Regions from separate parts of the Homo sapiens genome. Here region 2 is linked to region 1. Evidence: chromatin contacts called from ENCODE Hi-C or POLR2A ChIA-PET data. All regions are on one chromosome and are shown on one strand. The core of a region is the stretch at or near the end of the contact, and the rest is flanking DNA. Distances in the headings are between cores, read along the strand shown.

What was found. A loop is a pair of places that touch in the nucleus more often than their neighbours do. ChIA-PET counts read pairs that join two places held with the same protein, here RNA polymerase II (POLR2A). Pooled maps may share reads with other maps.
Region 2: a loop to region 1 is called in a map of Caco-2, with 2.5 times the contacts of the local background. The contact joins two enhancer-like sites. A Hi-C loop is called at or near these places in 1 of 168 maps with a recorded cell type or tissue (Caco-2) and 8 of 50 pooled maps. POLR2A ChIA-PET finds 5 or more read pairs at or near these places in 2 of 52 experiments (MCF 10A and Panc1).

Annotation. Positions count from the first base shown.
Region 1 is chr3:28,856,821-28,862,799 of GRCh38, reverse strand. No RefSeq gene overlaps it. Among named protein-coding and RNA genes, the nearest start is that of LINC00693, 280 kb to the right of the region's middle. Within about 2 kb of position 2,324, at least 5 of the 41 ENCODE cell types and tissues checked have a DNase peak (open chromatin) inside an H3K27ac peak, as active enhancers do.
Region 2 is chr3:28,913,338-28,919,118 of GRCh38, reverse strand. No RefSeq gene overlaps it. Among named protein-coding and RNA genes, the nearest start is that of LINC00693, 340 kb to the right of the region's middle. Within about 2 kb of position 2,323, at least 19 of the 41 ENCODE cell types and tissues checked have a DNase peak (open chromatin) inside an H3K27ac peak, as active enhancers do.

The DNA.
Region 1 (5,979 bases), core at 1,075-3,574:
GAAATGTTAATAATTCAAAATAGCCCCTTAACTGCATAGTTTAACAGATTCCAGCTTCCCTGAATTTTTAGAAAGAGACTGTGAGCTGGTTTTCCAGCCCAGTAATCTGGGCTTTAGCAAAGACTCTCTAAGTCTCCCTAAATCATAAGATTTTGGAATTCACTATCAGACTAATTTTTGAGGCATTATGTTTTGAGAACATATCTCATCATTGTTTAAAGCCACAATATGGATTTTTGAAATTGTAACTATAAATTTTACCTTCACTATCAGAAAAACAAAGCTTTGGCTTTTTTTAAAATCAAAATAAAATTACAGTAATCAAAGTCAAGATACAAGTGCTGACATTCAAAACATATTTTAAAGAAAAGTGAGATGTGTGGCCTGCAGCATATGATCCAAGTTATCAAGTAATCTTGAAATGGGAAGGGCAAAAGATGGGCACTTGTGGATTTGATTGCAATCATAACTCAATATGAAATGCACTTCCGTCTCTCCTAAGAAGTGTCACAATACTTCCATGCCCACACGTAACATTTTCCTAAAGGTCACACTGCATTTCAGCATTGACTCAAGTATTATCAACTTTATAATGGTAATTGCATCTACCATCATTCACATACTTCATGTCCTTTCTAGTGCTAAGTACAAATGTAAAAGGCAGTAGTTTAACAACAAAATAACTGACCAACATTAATTATAAGCTTAAGGACATAATGTTCAGAATTACGTGGTATCTCTCATGGATATGACTACTAAAAAAATCAATCTCATATCACAAATCATAATATCTGGTTGGGTTTCTTTGATGTGTTTTTGAAAAAAAAAAAAACTACCCATAATATGTGGTTTGGGTGTCAGCTTAGACAAAAATAAAATTAACTGACAAACTAGCTAAAAAATTGTTTATATCCTAATTTTACTCCTACTAGTGTTCTTAGCAGCCAGTGGTTAATCAAAGAGCAGTGCCCAGATCAGAATAATGAGGCATGCTGGTTGAAAATGCAAATTATCTGACCCCAGGAATTTACAAATCTCTGGGAGTAGGATCCAGCAATTTGCATTTTTAAGAGGCTCTTCAATTGATTCATACTAAATTTTAGGAGCAAAGAAAAATTCCAGAATAATCCCAACACATCCTTCTACAGCCACATGTATTCACTGAAGGACAAGGTCCCAGGGATATTATTGATAACAATTTTCTCTAAGCAGATAAATTGAACACTCAAACTCCAGAGAGGTATTTCAGGAAACTGTGGGAAATCGCTTGGGAAAAAAGAATCTGATTTTTAATCTACTGATATAGATTGAACCTTGAACCACAAGCCAATTAAATGGTTGAGCAAGGGCTTTAGTTTAGATACCCCAGCCCACTTCACCTCCCTGGGAAAACCCCTAATATCAAGAATGGCTGCTGCCCTTCTGATCTGTTTCCAACACATCCGTGCTTACCCCTTATCAAAATTCTTATCACACTGTCTTAGAATTGCCTTCTAAATGCAGCTCCCTCTTTAGAGTACACATTCACAAACCTATGGTAAGAGGTGGGAGTGACAGCTGGGGCTGGGTCTTATTTACTCCTGTAACCAGCCATGCCTGTGCCTGGAATTTAGTAAGTTCCCAGTGAACATCAAACTAATTAATTAACAGCTTCAGGTAAACAACCCTATTTACCTTTGGCATATATCAACAGGAGACAGCTTCAATAGGGACAGTGGTGATGGAAATGGCATTCTTGAAGGCAAGTATGCATTAAAAATGGTGAAGCTTGAGAGCCCCCCATAGCTTCTGTAATTTCTTAGCAAGTGTAGCACCATTGGCCTAGACTTCAAAATATCAGCATGGGGAGCTCTACAATATGGCTTCTTAGAAAATATCATTTGCTGAAGTTGCTAGGGTAAGAAATAATGAAAATGACAGTTACCACTTTAAAGTCGACAGTGTTGGTTAATGGGCACATGTTGTACTGCATGAGAAGTCTCAGGAATACTGTGGAATAACTTTGAAAGAACTAAATGATCTACAAAAGCTAGGAGGAACTAGAAATCGAAGAAATATTGAGATTAAAATGTTTACACTACTTTGAATCTTCTCTTTCCCTTCTTCGGGCTGGTAAAGCTTGTGGAAATCCAAGTACTTTATATCATACAGGGAATACAGGAGTAAGAGAGTGTAGAACATTTTGGTGACAAAGCATGCAGAGAGTGCTATTAGGAAGATCTTTTTTAACAGGGTGTTCTGTTAAACAAAGGAAAAAGAGGAAGTGTTGCGCAAAGTCTGGAACACAGACCAAATTCAATGGCAATTTAGAGTTGAGGAACAATGCCAGCTGCTGCAGCGAGACTGCCAGCCAACCAGGCAGCCGCTGTACTCCATCCCACAACTGTCCTTTGCTTGGCCAGCTTCTCCCAAATCTAGTTGCCAATCACCATAAGATAAGGAACCTTGGGAACATGTATATTTTTCAGTAACTGGAGCTTTTCCTGGTATTACTACATTAAGCCTTGAGCATATTTGAAGAAAGAAAAATGAAAAACCAATAAATAGTGTTGAAAGGTGCCAACTGAACATCTGCATTTAACATCTTAGCATAAAAAGTAATTGACAAATATGATCCAGGATCCAACATGGTTTGCTCAGGCAAACTGAACTCTGGATGGCATAAGTTTTGGGATTTTAATTTCAGCTGGAAAAACATATTTCCAACTCCAATGAAGTGAATCATGCAAGAAACAACACCAAAAGAGCAAATGACCTAGACAGCAGTGACATTTTTAATAAGCAAGATATGGATAGCTGACTTAAAAATTATTCTTCCAGGGTAAGAGACTTTGTTAACTATAAGTAGTAAGACTCTACCCATGTTCACCTAAATAATAAGTAGCTACACAAGCCACAAGTACTCATACTAGGCAAACTAAGAAAAAGGAAACTGATAAGGAAAAAGAAGGTGGAGTGAAGTTCTGGACTTTCTTTATCAGCTTTGCTATTAAAAGAATGGCAAGATTTCCTCATTATAGCTGTGATATTCTGGAACAAATATTCCAATATGTGTTGCTATACCAATAAATCTTCAGCATTTATGGAGAGCCTATGCAGTTAGTGTCCAGGAGATATATAAGAAACAATCTTTACCCTCCCCATCCTTTATAAACACAATTATGAACTAATTTCTCTCATTTTAATAATAAATTATCTAGCTCAGTTATGAAACGCAAGAACTCTAGATTCATTTCACTAAGCCAAGGAGTTCCATCACATTCTTAACACTATGGAGACTCTTCCAACAATTGGGAAAGACATGCTACATAAAAGCTGACCTAAATCTTTCCAGTTTTAATAAAGCCCCAGATCATTAAAGCTATGACAAGCAGCTCACATATTCTTTATCTCTTTTTAATGCCAAGCATCCTTTGGCATTTTTCTCATGATTACATCAATCCGTTTTATTTAACCTTTCTCAGTGAGCCCTAGTTTCCAGACTTTCAGCCATTTCACTGCCCTCCTCTGGACTGCCTCCGAAATCTCCACGTTCCTCCTTCCGAAATCTGCAACTGGACAAGTTACTCATTGTGCCTCATTCCAATACAAAATGCAAAATAAAATAAATCTAAGCTAGCCTCAGCACAAATATAAAAGGGAGAAAATCTCAATACAATTAACCAGTAAAGATTGATTTGGTAACTATGTTCAGTAGATTTTGCCTCTTGGTTTTACTTATTTTCCAGTGAGAGAGGAGAAATAAATGAGTCTTATTTAAGGAGACCTAACCAAGCCTTTGTGCTTTGCTTATAAAAAGCAGATGTGGAATAACAGAGACTCCATCTTCCTCTAGGAGTTAAAATATGGCACATATTTACTGAAATCCAAATGTTCCTTGCCGAGTTTTTATTTGCTTGTTCTTTGAACCCCACTTCACTTTAACTTTACAACAATTTTGTTCCATATCTAGTATCTGCAAGGTACTCTGTTAGCAACAGGGGTTACAAGGATGCTGGGGTTCTCCTCTGAGAGGTTTTTACCTCTTCCTCCTCCCACTCTGCCCCAAAGAACAAGTAAGCCTAATGTCATCAGTCTTTATCCTATTACCGTGTCATAATTTTTTAACAGAACCTATCACTATTCGAAATTATCTTGTTCGCATATTTGTTTTATTTGACATTGTTCATGTCCTACATGAGAATCTAAGTACCAGGAGACCGGGGTTACCCTTTTTTTAACCATCACTTTTACCAGTAACGATGTCTCAGTATATATGAGATGAATGAAATAATGAATGAAGAGACTCAGTTCTTACCCTCAAAGAGGTTACAGTTAAGTGAGGGAGGTTAACACATACATAACTCTACTATAAGGAAGAATATGTAATTACTAAGGGCATATAACTGCCCTAATTCTTAAGTGTTATGGGTGCACTGTGAGAGATCAAGCCCATTTGGAAGATTCTAGAAAGACTGTGGTCAAGATGTGGCAGTCATTGTACTTAGCTGTTTTAAATGTACAGTTAGCTAGAATCCATATGCCAAGACCATAGCATACACAGGCTGTGCATGTTGTGTACTGCATGAGGGAGCCATTCACAACATAAAAAAATTATACCTTGGTATATTACAACACTCTTCCAGCAGTTGTAAAGTGCCTTGCTGTAATAAAATTGGCATATTAGGACAATTGTCCAACCGGTGGAAGTAAAATATCTTGGGAAGGGTACCTTTTTCTCATTTACAAAAAGGTGCCCTGTGGGCTATCAATGGTCTTACATGTGCAGGGTTGACTTTAGGCACATGTAAGATGTTAGGCCCAACTTGCTAGCCTTGGGCTTTCAGTATCCTAAGCCAGACGGAAGAGGTAAAGGCTAAGAGGTTTCATCGCAGAGACTGCTTTAAATAACCAGAATGTGGGACCCAGGCTCTAAGGTGCCCTCCAATGACCGCTGCTTTCTGGTATTCACACCTCTCTGTAGGCCCCTCCCATATTATTCGACCAATAAAATACTGTAAAAATGATAGTATGTCATTTCCTAGACCAGGAGAGAAGAGACTAAGGTTTTCACCTTGGGTACGCTCTCTATCATTTACTCTGGGAAAAGCTACAACATGGGTCACCCTATGAGGAGTCCCATATGGTGAGGAATTAAAGCCTCCTATAAACAACCACATGCGTGAGCTTAAAAGCTGATACTCTAGCCTATCAAGTCTTCTGAGACTGTAGCACTAGCTAATGGCTTGACTGTAGCCGTAAAAGGGACACTGTGCTGGAGCCAGCTACCCAATCTACACTCAGAAACTATGTAAGATAATGTTGCTTAAGGCTGCTAATTCTTAAGGTAATTTGTTATCTACAGCAACAGATAACTCATGAACCTTATTCGCAGAAACACTATTCACCTTTAACTGTGGTACAAGTAAAAGTCTGTAGAAAGCCTATAGCATCCAGTGAATCATTCCTAGGGGAAAGAAAGACATTATTCTTTTGAAACACAGAAAACAGGAGTTTCAGGATTTTTCCCCCTTTAGGTCTTTCCAGAAAAATTAATTCCCTGAATTTTTGAATTGTTATTTAACATGTCTTGCAGTCACTTTCTTCAAGGAGACAGAACCAGCCATAAGTCCCCGAAGACGTGAGCACAAGGTAACCTCCAGCTCCCTTTCTGCACAAAACTAAAAAGAGCGAACAGGATGCTCAGTAAATAAATAAGCTTCCTGTTATTAACTCAACTTGATCTTGCTGCATCTTACAAAAATGAACTGACTCACTTTAGCTACAGGGCTCAATCTGCCAGACCATGTCTCAGAGAATCAGAAATCCTCCTCTACCAGCTCCATAGCAGGGCAGTGTAGGGACTCCTGTTTTCAAGCTAACAAGAGAAGGTGAGGCATACACAGCATCCATAAGGAAAGCTTGAGCTGACTCACTGTTTCCCAAACTGTGTTGTACAGAAATTGGACCCACAGAATGGACTACTGAAATATGGTTCTT
Region 2 (5,781 bases), core at 1,074-3,573, 56 kb before region 1:
AACAATTTCAGCTGCTGAAGAAATTGATTCTAAAATATCTTGTTTTGATTTTTCAACCTTAAAAATCTAGAAAAATAAAAACTTCATTTTGAGTATCTAAGAAAATTTTAGATCATTAACATTTTAAACTCACAGTTGGGAAGGATTTAGTTCAAAATGCAACGTAATTTTTTTTTTTTTTAGAGGTGGAGGTGAAACAGAAGAATGACATTTATACCTGATGTTTAATGTTAATGGCTGATTATAGTCCCAACTTACTGCACAATTTCTATCATCCCACAAAGCTACTGCCATTGAAGGGATGTGAATATTTGCTAACACTGCCAACTCAAGTATACATATTCTAATAATCTTCTAAAATACTTTTACAAGAGGTACCTAAGAAAAAGACCTTATTACATTCTACTTGAGACAATTGAAAACTTCAAATATAGTGGAACCAGTTGGTAGAAAAAACTCTCAAAAAAAATGAGGCCCTATCTGGACATGAAAAGAGAAGTGGAAAATTGAGGCAATTACCCAGGTCTTTCAAGATAAGAGAAGCCTTTAGCAAGCCACTGAAGCAAATACTTTCTTTTTCTTTTCTATTTTCTGTCCTGAAAGATATATATAATTGTTTAAAGTTCTTATTTCATCAAACTTGCACTAAAACAAATTTAAACATCTGACATTTCAAATACATTTCAATTGCAATCTGAGTTTGTCAACTTTAGGAATGTGGAATGAGAGTAGAAGGTTCTGATCTCCCTTACTTCCCGGTAATTGCAATACTTAAGAAGCTCTAGGGTTGGAAGGCACATGGAGGCAGCTTTTAGGAGCAAGAGATCTTGCTAAATGCCTGGGGCTCTATCTCTGGGAGATTTAGGTGACAAGCATGGGCTTTTGAGTTAGGCCTACGCTCCAAGTCATTTCTCTGTTTCTAAAATAATGTCTTACTTTCTGGTTCTGCATGTCTTCATCAGGCAAATGGTACCTTACAAGCTATTTGTTAGTGATGAGTAATTACAACATAACATAAGCAAAGCCCTTAATACACTCAGAGATAGCATGGGCTTGGTAAAGGGAGCTGATGGTCTGAGTTAGTTTGGGACTAGCCCTGGTTACACTTCATGGCTATATATGCATAAATAAGTACATTTGCACAGTCCTAAAGTGAAAATGCATCAGCTTTCAGAACCAACCAACGCTTGTAAGCCCCCCGACTTTTATGTTAGCAGAACTCAATCCCTTTCATTTACAGCATATTCAATGCAGCTACACCTAACATAAAATATAACTTTATCTGCTGCAAACATTTTGAAAGGATGTTTAATTTTCCTTGTTAACATGTAAACTTAAATTTAGTTATGATTTGATTTCTCGGCAATTATCAGTATCATCTTGTGATCTGAGCAAATGCGATTCTATAATTGTTTTCAAAATGTGAACAATGTTTATTGTGACTAATAATTTCTGAAGATTAACATAACAAACATATTAATTTTGGCTAAGACCATTTCTCTGAGTCACAAAAAAGGTAATCAATGATCATTTGTCAGACTTCTGTTTAAACTCCAGCTCTAGCACTCTGAGCTGTGTGACCTGCATAAATTACTTGGCCCCTCTGAGCCTTCTTTAAAATAGGCATATATCATCACCATCTCTCCCTCCTTCAGCCATGTGTTGTGATGCATACATGAGAGAATATGTGTGTAGGTACCCTGTTAATGTGTGAGTATATTAGTATTTGAATGAACACGTGGAGCAAAAACAATAATAGCACCCTCAAAGTCAAATTGAGATTCTTGTTCCGTTTTTCTCACACCCTCTGTAATAAGTACTAACACGCAGTATCCTGCGTTGGCAGAGGAGGGTATAATAAGACCCCACATCTACCCATACTAATAAGTAAAGTAGCAGATCGAAGGCCCTCCGGGATTTAAGTCCTGCCTTGAAGATGCAGAACAGGGAGGTCAATGCCACCTATAGCGAGAATTTCTTTCCTCTGCAAAGGTGAAAGTCTCCAGATACAGGGGCTCTTCCCAGATCATAAGTCACCCTCCAGTAGCCATTTACGCTGTAGGAGGAAGGGCCCCACAAGTAGCCTGCTCAGGCTCCCTGGAAACTTCTGTGGCTTTCATCAGAGTTCCGAAAGTGAAACGAGGCCAGACATCCTTCCAGGGCCAAAATAGTTCGGAAACAAAAATACGCTGTGCGGCAAGCCCACCGAAGCCAAGGCAGCTGAATAAGCACCCAGCTCACAGCACAGGAAACCAGGCTGCCCTGTAAATAAAATTAGCCTAATGAGACTCTGTCGCCATCCCATGTCTGAACTGAAAAGTGATTTCTGCCAAGCCCTATATCCAAGCAGATAATCGTCTCTCTGAACATGCATGGGACTTCTAGCTAAAGACATTTCAGTTGAAATTCAGAGTACTCATGTACTAAAGTATTTTTTTTATAATTATTCTCCCTAGAATTCTAGGATAGAGAGGACTTTTCCCATTCTATGATTTTAGAAGTTATTTATTTACGCCAAACTCCATTTTAATTGAGGAATAGTATGATTGTGCATATACTTGAAGGAGAAAAGCAGGGAGAGAGATGGAGAGGAAAAAGAGAGAAGTTTTCATTGTCTAAAGTATTTTTTATGGTTCCCAAACTAATAAAGAACTAAGGATTTAGATACCAAAGCTGGCCCCTTTCCAATAGGGCATCCAATGAGAGTTGCTCTCAAAGGATTTATCCACGAGGAAAGCAAATTCACTCATATAAACAAAACAGGATTAAAAAATTGTTCCAGGAACGTCACAGCTCTGTCTCAATAAGCTTGGCTGTGTATTTAGAGACTTGGTTGGATTAACATATCCCACTATGTGACGTCGCTGCCTCCTATGGTCTGTGCGGTGAACGAAAGTGAGGCAATCAGCAGCAGGTAAAGATACTGTATGTGCTCCTTGTTGCTGAAATCAATGACTAATCCTGCATGGACAGGATGAATACAAAGTCAGGGAATCTGCTCTCACTGCAGAATGCCTTTTATAATATTTGCATTGAAAAAGTTTTAATAATACACTCAGCTATGGTAGTCAATGTCCTATAGAAATACAACAGATAAGCTGGTTGACCCCCTAACGTTCGATTAATTCATCCCTGCTCCATGTATCCCTCTGAATGTGTTCTTATGTCTCTTTGTGTTTCAGTGAGCTGGCAGTCTTCCTTTTCTTTGGTTACTCTCCATGGGAACTAGGTCAGGGATCTACCCACTGTGGACTCCAATGAATGGTCCCAGTTGATTGATTGTTTTAAGTGAGACTTGGAGACATTTTAAGAACACTGTAAGGATGATGGTTTGGGACATGGCACAGTTTAGCCTCAACTAAGTAGAACATTAAAAAAAAAAAAAACCACTTAACTTTTGGAAGCAGTCCTAAATGTTTAGGACTAAAACTTGTTAATAGGATGGGTAGAAGAAATGATTACAGAAATTTATTTTTTGTTTTCCTTTTTTGTTTTGTTTTGTTTTTTATGTGTAGCTGGTAGGGGAAAAAAGAAAAGTATAAAAGGGAATTTTCAAGGTATCTGATTCTGGGTTGGAAAAGGGAAAAAGTGGAATGGAATGGCAGATTCTTGTATATTCAAAATAAATCTTTCTACTCTCTAGTAATATGAGGTACAGTGCTATAAAGCTTTTGCTCTGAATCACTATGGATAAATAACTTAAATTCTCTAAAGCTTTGATAACATGAGAGTGTTATCTATATGAGAGGATTTTTGTAAAGATTAAATGAGATAAAGCACATGAAGTGATCATAAGTCTGTCCCACAAAGGGTAGGTGTTAATAAATGTAGCTGAAATTATAGTATTAATGCAGATTGTAAACTTGCCCATTGCCTACACACCTAGGCTGTAAAAATTTGCATTTACAGTCTGCATAATACCTAAAATGAGAATATAAAAGTCTTACTCTAGTTATTTAAAAGCATATTAAACTGTACAAATTTGAAGTTTCATTCATCGCTAAAGCTAATTCTAAGGAAAGTCAAAAGAAAGAAACTTCTGAAGAATGACAGCAGTGCAAAGCAACAATCATAAATAGAGATAGAGCATGATAACATATATATGTCATGGTTAATGTCAATTTCAGCTAAGATTTGTCAAAGAATAGCAAGCCAAATACATTTAGACTTCCCTAAATAGTTTTGTTTACTATCTTCACCCAGACATCTTATAATATAAGAAGGGTGATTTTAAGATATTAAAAGTTTGCCTTTGGAGTTAAAAAGTAAAGACAAACAGAACCTATAAGCTCATAACACCTTAGGCTTAGAAGTCATTAGATTGCCTAATTCAACTCAATATTACCACCATGTAAAAATACCTACCTAGAGCATTGTCAGTTACACACCTGAATATTCAAAATCACAGGTGTTCATTGCCTCCTAAGGCTTTCTACTCTAATTTCACACAGTTCTAATAGTTAAAAAGTTCTTCATGCTGAATTGAATTCCCCATTCTTGTAACAATTTCTATTACCTGTTGGAACAATACAAAATTATTCTCTTTTCTACATAAAAGCCTTTTAAATATAGAAAGATTATTATCAGGGTGTCCCTAAAATCTTTCTCCCTTAAGACAAATATGCCCAGTACCATCAGAGATTTCTGTTAGTTGTATGTAAATTCTCCAGTCACCCTTTTCTTGAATCAGTGAACATCTGCTCAATACCACACTCTGGTGTGAACTGAGAAAAACAATATAGGGTAGGAACATCGGCTCCTGTGGACCTGACATTAACACACTATTAATGCAATCCAAAAGGATATCAGAATGTTTTAATCGCTACATCACTCTGTTGGCTTGTAAAGAGATTTGCTTTGTATAAAAATTTGCTCATATTTATATTAAGATGGGTTCAGAGTAGTCTTCCTATTTCTGTTGTTTTTTTTAACCTAAACAATTGAATTTGAATTTGTCTATGTTAAAGTCGTCTTGGTTTTAGCTGTTTGTTCCAACCAGTTTAAATTTGTCTTGAATTCCATATTTATTATGTGATCCTCCATTTCAAAGCATTTGTGTAACTTTTCAGCCCACATCCAAGTTGTTGTGCAGCATTTTAAAAGGGACAGGGACAAATACAGGACTGTGAGGCTGGGCATTCATATGCCACTTTCTGGGTAAAATCTCATGACCTACATTCTTTATTCACAGCTCTCCAATTTGTCAGCAACAAATCAGTAAAAACTGTTCCATGACTTGCTCAAATTTGAAAAGACTTTGCTTTTGCTTTTTAAATCACCTAATCCAGAAGTCTAGAATCCTACCCCAAAAAAGGAATCAAGAGTAACTTTCATTCCCATCCTTTTAAAATACATTCTGAAATTTAGTGGTTGCCCTTTTTCTGTGAACTCAAAACCATGTGTTTCCTGACTTATTTTGCCCAGAAATTGTTGTCAAATTTACAAATCTGTCACATTCGTAATCCATTTCTCTCTCCCTCTCTTTTTGTAAATGGCCTAGTATAAGCTTTTCTAGAAGCTTATGCTTACTTTGTCATCTCTGCTCTTGAAGTTTGTCTCCTCTCCAGAGTGCAATTTATCTGGGCTTGATATTAGAAATCATTTGACATACGTAGGTATCTTCTTAACGTGGCCTTTCCTTTCCTGGCCTTCCATATATTCTTATTAACCTTTATTCTACTTTCCAGTTGGGAAAAAAATGTCAAACAAAAAATAAAAATAAAGATTTCTCTCTTTCTCATGTCGTTTGTTAGTATTACACCATATTTCCAGCATGCTCAT